Regions from separate parts of the Homo sapiens genome. Here region 1 is linked to region 2. Evidence: chromatin contacts called from ENCODE Hi-C or POLR2A ChIA-PET data. All regions are on one chromosome and are shown on one strand. Each heading gives the region's core, a stretch centred on a gene start or an enhancer-like site at or near the end of the contact. The rest is flanking DNA. Distances are from core to core; before and after follow the strand shown.

What was found. Hi-C counts contacts between places; a loop is a spot of excess contacts on that map. ChIA-PET counts read pairs that join two places held with the same protein, here RNA polymerase II (POLR2A). Pooled maps may share reads with other maps.
Region 1: a loop to region 2 is called in a map of ascending aorta, with 4 times the contacts of the local background. The contact joins the promoter of HCG9 here to the promoter of GABBR1 in region 2. A Hi-C loop is called at or near these places in 1 of 168 maps with a recorded cell type or tissue (ascending aorta) and 8 of 50 pooled maps. POLR2A ChIA-PET finds 5 or more read pairs at or near these places in 7 of 52 experiments (AG04450, CD4-positive, alpha-beta T cell, H1 and 3 more).

The regions. Positions count from the first base shown.
Region 1 is chr6:29,973,310-29,976,364 of GRCh38, forward strand. It overlaps HCG9 (HLA complex group 9), which reads left to right and starts at 1,806. Exons shown (of 3, transcript NR_028032.1): 1 at 1,806-2,208. It also overlaps the pseudogene MICD. RefSeq lists enhancers at 1,583-2,233, 2,234-2,883.
Region 2 is chr6:29,631,864-29,634,935 of GRCh38, forward strand. GABBR1 (gamma-aminobutyric acid type B receptor subunit 1) reads right to left here and starts at 1,320. Exons shown (of 23, transcript NM_001470.4): 1 at 987-1,320; 2 at 438-522. The coding sequence starts at 522.

The DNA of each region.
Region 1 (3,055 bases), core at 556-3,055, 340 kb after region 2:
TAAAAGATTAATATCCAGAATACATAAAGAATTCCTGTAACACAAACATAAGACTCAAAAAAACTATGTAGGCAAAGAATTTGAATAGCCAATTCTCCGAAGAAGACATACAAATGGCCAATAGACACATGAAAAGATGCTCAACATCTGTAGTTATTAGGGAAATGCAAATCAAAACTGCAATGGGCTACTACTTCACACCAATTAGGATGGCTATAATCAAATACACACACACACACACACGCACACACAGAGAGAGAGAGAGAGAGAGAGAGAGAAAGCAAGTTTGGCAAAGAGGTAGAGAAACTGGAACATTTGTGTAGTACATTGGGAAAGACAAAGTGGGGCACCTGCTATGGAAATCAGTGTGTTGCTTCCTCCAAAAACTAAAAAATTAATTACTATGTAATCCAGAAATTCTACATCTGGGTATTTACCCAAAAGAAATGAAAGCAGGAACATTAAAAAGATATTTGAACACTCATGTTCATAGCAGCATAATTCCCAATAACCAAATTCATAGAGACAGAAAGTAGAACCAGTGGTTCCAGGGGCCAGGGGGAAGGAGGAATGGGGAGCTACTGTTTAGTAGGCACAGAGTTTCAGGATGCACAAAAATGTGAATGTACTTAATGCCACTGAACTGTACACTTTTAAATGGTGAAAATAGTGAACTTTATATGTATATTTTACAACAATTAAACAACAAAAAAGAAATTGTCACCGCGTACCAAACAATAATATAGAATTAGAAAGAGGCTGGGGTCCTGGTCAGAGAGAAAAAAACCAAGGCCTGAGGAAGGGCCTTCAGAGAGGAGTGGTGCTGAAGGCGGAGCAGTCACACTCCAAAAGAGGGCTCAGGTTAGAAAACCCTCACAGGAGGAAGGTGGTGCTGGGAGAAGGCCCAGAGGAGGGGATGACCACAGCCCACTATGTGGTAAGTGAAGATTTTGGATATGAAGTCTAGGAACTGACAGCCCACCGGGGTCAAGGAACCGAAAGAGGATGAGGGTCAAGGAGCCGTTGGACTAGAGCCTGTTTTGGGTCTGGGTGGGGGTGAGGAGATGGGCAGGGCAAGGACTAAAGGGTGGCATGAGAAGGAAGTGGGGGTGACCCTGGGAGAACTTGGGGTAAAGTGAGAACAGGAAGGGAGGGGTTGTCTGGGGGAGGGTGGGGTTTGGGGAAGGTGAGAACTTGCTGAGGGCCGAAGGCAGCTGGTCAAGAGGTGGGAACAGCATAAGGTCCCAAGGCAGAGAGGGGCAGAGGGACCAGGGAGGGATGGTCCAGCACCTGAGGGTTTCAGGGTGGGGTCCTCAAGAGGGTGAGGCTGAGGATGAAGGAGTGGGGAACGGGTCACCTGAGGCAGGGCCCAGAGCAGGCATCTGCACTGGAGGGGAGGGGGCATCTGCGCTGCCCTGCGCCCTGCCTAAGGCCCAACTTTCATTAGCACCAGGGCTCCCCTTAAGTGGCCTGGAGGGGAGTGGGATGGAGGGAAGACTCCCCCGACAAAAGGCAGCACCAGAAAGTTAGGGTCAGGGACAGCTGGGAATGGAGAGGCATAGGGGCAGCACTGGGTGAAGGCTGCTTGTAGGAAAGGCCCATAAGGGAGGCAGGAGGGACGGGAGCAGGGGATGAGGGCAGAGGACACCCTACAAATGGATCAGAGAACTGCAGATAGAAAGGGGTAGCAGGGAGCAGGGAGGGCAACAGGACCCAGGGGGCCATGAGAAAGGAAGCTGAGGAAGTAGGAGGGAACTTGGTGTCCTTAGATCATTGGAGTCCACAGTAGCTGGGAGGGTTGACAGAGAGGAAAGAACCCTGGGAACGGGAGGCGAAGGGATAATGAGCTGGGGATGGGAGCAGTCGCAGGAAGAATCCTCTGCCTGGAGCCGGCAGGCTCCAACCCCTCAGCTTGAGAGTCAGGAGCCCCATAGTCCCCACAGCAATAGGAAGCACCAGCTCCTGGTCCCGAAAAAAGGAGGGCCCCAACTCCAGGGACTGCGGCCCGCCCTGGAGCTGAGAACACGCGGACTCCAGGGAGAGGACAGGGCTTCAGGGACCCGAGAGCCGCTCTGAGCACCGGGGGATGTGACTGCCTCAGCGGCAGAGCTGGAAGGGCCCTCGAATGCCATTCACAGGAACAGCCCAGGAACCCAGGGACTTCAGAAGGGCTGGTTTGTCCGAAAAGTGAGAGGAGGCGGAGGAGAGGTGAGGAGAGCAAGTGCAAGAAGAGACCAGAAAGTGCAGGGGGTGGGGGTGATGCGCGATCCCGAGGAGGACTGAAAAGAGACTGAAAAGCAGGGCTGAGGAGTGGCGGCAACCGGCAGCGTCCAGCTCCCGCACCTCGCTGCACATCGCACCTGAGCCCCGCCGCGACCGCATCGCGCTCGCTGCGACCCATTCAGACCCCCCAGAAACGCCAAGCCGCTCCCGCTCTAGCCGAGGGCTAGAACAATCCTGCCACCTCAGCCTCCTGAGTAGTTGGGACTACAAGCGAGTGCCACCACGTCCAGCTGTCATTTACCATCTGGTACCAACCCCCATTAGACAATGAACCATCCATGATCACGAACTGTGTCCCTTCCATCTTCGTCAGCTTTAGGAGCATTTTTTTTCCCAATGGAACTCCACCTATGATTACTAACCATTCCCCAGGACCCCTAGCCTACACTTTTCTGTAGATGAAAATGTCATACACCACAGAGTTTTAACAATTACTTAGTTTTCCCATCCACATTCACTGATTATTTATTTCGAGCATTATCATTTATTGAGCACAGCAGGGACTGGGGTCTTGTCCCCACCTTAGAGGGATTATTTACACTGCTAAAGGTCACAAGGGTAGTGAGGGGCAGAGAGGGAGATGGACCCAGCTCTCCTGACGCTGGTCCCAAGCTCTTCCCTCCACAGTGTCTACCCTCTCTCGAGGACTTTTTCTCCCTGCGGCAGTTCCAGCAAAGGATCTCATTCAGCTCACCCCCAAGAAGACTTTTAATACTTCAATGACGATGATACTAATAATAATATGCAAAGTTTGTTCCAACGCATTTAGAGG
Region 2 (3,072 bases), core at 70-2,569:
AGTAATTAAGAAATCATGAAGGGTATGATATGTGGGTGGAGCTTTTCTTTAAAAAAAAAGGCTAAATGAGGATATTCGAGTTGAATTAGGATAGGAGGATAAAGGGAGGCTAATAAGATCATCTGGACAGCAAAGTGGGACCAAGAAAAGGGAGTAATTGAGGTAGTAATGTGGGGCTGGGAAAGGGGATTGAGGCGGAGAAAATGCACAGGAAGGTGGTATAGTGTAGCAATGTGGGCAGAGAAAAGAGGTGCTGGATAGTAACGTGGGGTGACAGAAGGAGGTCAGCAGTAGTAAAGTCGGGCCGAGCAGAAGGGGTTGCCAGACCGGGATGATATGTGGGACTGATGGGATAGTGATGAGGACCAGAAATGAGGAGATGCAGGGAAAGGGAAGTGGAGCGAAGGAGGGCCGGAGGTCGTCGAAGAAGGATGCACCTTCTGAGGTGGCGTTGGGGGTCTGCGCCCCGCCCGCGCCCGGGGGGCGGAGGAAGAGTGGCGCCAGTAGCAGCAGCAGCAACATCTAAGTGAGAGGCGGCCATGAGGACTGGACCGAGCCCCGCCGGCGCGGCCCGCACCCGGAGACTACTCGACCTCTTGCCGGTTGCCTCGCAGGCTCCGACCGGGCTCAGCCTGGGGACCAAGAGAGCGCCCCGCGGAGGAGGCGGGGGCGGAGCCCCGCGCGGGGTGGGGGGAGAGGAGGAGAGAAAGCCTGTCCCCACCCTCCTCCTGCCTCCCTCGGCCCCCAACCCTCCCGGGACTCCACCTCTCACCACCTCCTCTCCCCCGGCCCCCGCGGCTCGCAGAAGCCTGGCTTACCCACGCTCCCGGCATCGGCCGCCTCAGCGCTCCCCGATTCCATCCCCGCGGTTCCTCCTCTCCCCCAGCCCCGCTTCCCCCAGCTGGGCCCTGCGCCCACTGCCCCCTCCCCCACCACGCCGCGCGCCCCCTCTCCGAGCCCTGCTAACCCGGGGCCCTGGCTCTTACCTCGGCGCGCGGGCCCGGCTCCCCGGCTCTCCCCGGGCCTCAAGGCCCCAGGCCCGGCCGCTCCTCCCCGCTCCCCCCTCCCTTCTCCTCCACCTTTCTCCTCCTCCCGTCCCTCCTCCCCTCGAATCCAGGCTCCAGCCTGGCCAGGGTCTCTCCCCTCCTCTCTCGCTTCCCCCAAACCCCACCCCTGTCTCTTCTTCCCCGGGGCGGCGGCAGCCACGGGAGCGGGGAGCGGGGAGCCGGGAGGGAAGGAGGCGGCGCCGGGGACCAGGGAGAGCTCCCGGGCGGAGGGAAGAAGGAGGGTGCAAGGGAAGGCAGGGCGGGGGGAAGAGAGGGGAAGACCGGGGAGAGGGCGCCTCCCACAACCCGAGCCCCGGGAGCCGCCCCGGATCCCAGCCCCGCCCTGGACCGCCCACAGCGCGGTGGGGCGGGCGGTGGAGAGGCGCGGGGCTGAGAGGTGGGGGAGAGGGAGGTGCCCTGGTGCACACGCACTCGTCGGGGGGCGCCGGTCACTGCCGAGGGACCTGCGGGCCAAACAACTGGAAGCTGGGGTGGGGGAGAGGGAACCCGAGCCAAAGGCAGAGGAGCTGGCGCTGAGACAGGGAGTCTGGGATGAAGGTGGAGAAAGACGGCTGCACAAAGAGAAGGCAGCCCTAGATCCGGGTGAGAGGAGAGAGGCAGAGGCAGATGCCCAGGAGAACTGCGACCGGAGGGCGAGAAAGAAGCCTGGGTCAGAAGGAGGTGGGGGAGGGGGACTGAGGACCACCTAAGCGCAAGAAGGGTTGGGTGTAGAAGAGATTTCTGGGAGACTAGAGCAGCTCCATGGTCCAGCAGCATTGCTACTCGCCTGCTCTGCAGGGAACGCGCAGAACGGATTGGAGGCAAAAAACAAAACAGGGAGGGGGACATCAAGGAGAGAAATTGAAGTACGAAGGGAGTAAAAGGACAAGAGAAAAGAACCTCAGGGTGGTTTAGAAGCCAGTATTACCTGATGTACTCCAGCAGAGCCTAGCAAACAGTATTTCTTGACCAAGGGCAAACTGGAAGCTCTAAAGACAGCAGGTACAGACCTTTTTGACGGCTCCAGAAGCTCTTGGCTATACCTTGAAGTGGAGGGGTGTGTGTGTGTGTGTGTGTGTGTGTGTGTGTGTGTGTGTGTGTGTGTGTTGTGCTGTTGTTGTTCGTAGGCCTGAGTTTGGGCTGGGAGAGGAAACAGTGGGCTCCTTGTTGGGGGGGACAAAAAAAAAGCTGCTTTCTGGCTGGTCCTAGGGGGAAAAATGGTAGGAAGAAACCAAACACTGAGAGACTGACTAGAATTGAGATTCTCAACCTCCAACCCTTTTTTACAATAAATATTTTGTAATGACACTTTTACTGTCCTAAATTGAGATTCATAGATGAGGCTCACGCCTGAAATCCCAGAACTTTGGGAGGCCGAGGCGGACTGATCACTTGAGCTCAGGAGTTTGAGACCAGCCTGGCCTGGCCAGCATGGCGAAACCCCATCTCTACTAAAAATAGAAAAATTAGCGTGGTGTGATGGTGTGCGCCTGTAATCCCAGCTGAGACACCAGAATCGCTTGAACCCGGGAGGCAGAGGTTGCAGTGAGCCAAGATCGCACCACTGCACTCCAGCCTGGGTGACAGAGCAAGACTCCATCTCAAACAAAAAGAAAGGGAAGGAGGGAGAGAAAGTCATAGATGATATAACCTACCTACATACACAACTTTAAACAGAAAGCAAAATGCTTCCCTTTCTGTAACGTAAAGGGGAAATGAAAGAAAAGTAACTTGCAATAAAATAACATAAACAGTATTTTAATGTGTGAGTGCCAAGGCCCGACTACCCTAGAAGTCCTGATGGAGTAAGCAGATGCTTCCACCTATTCACAGAACCACGGGGATGAAACTGCTACCAACACAGGCTGATCCAGGTGCTGAGTTGGTGACTCAACTACCTCCAGCATGTTGCCATCAATGAAGTGATTTAACAAAATGTTGAACAACTCTTGGTAGCAAAGTTAATTTTCCCTAATTTTACACACAACTATAATTGCATTCCTAGAAAGTTCACTGTATATTTAAA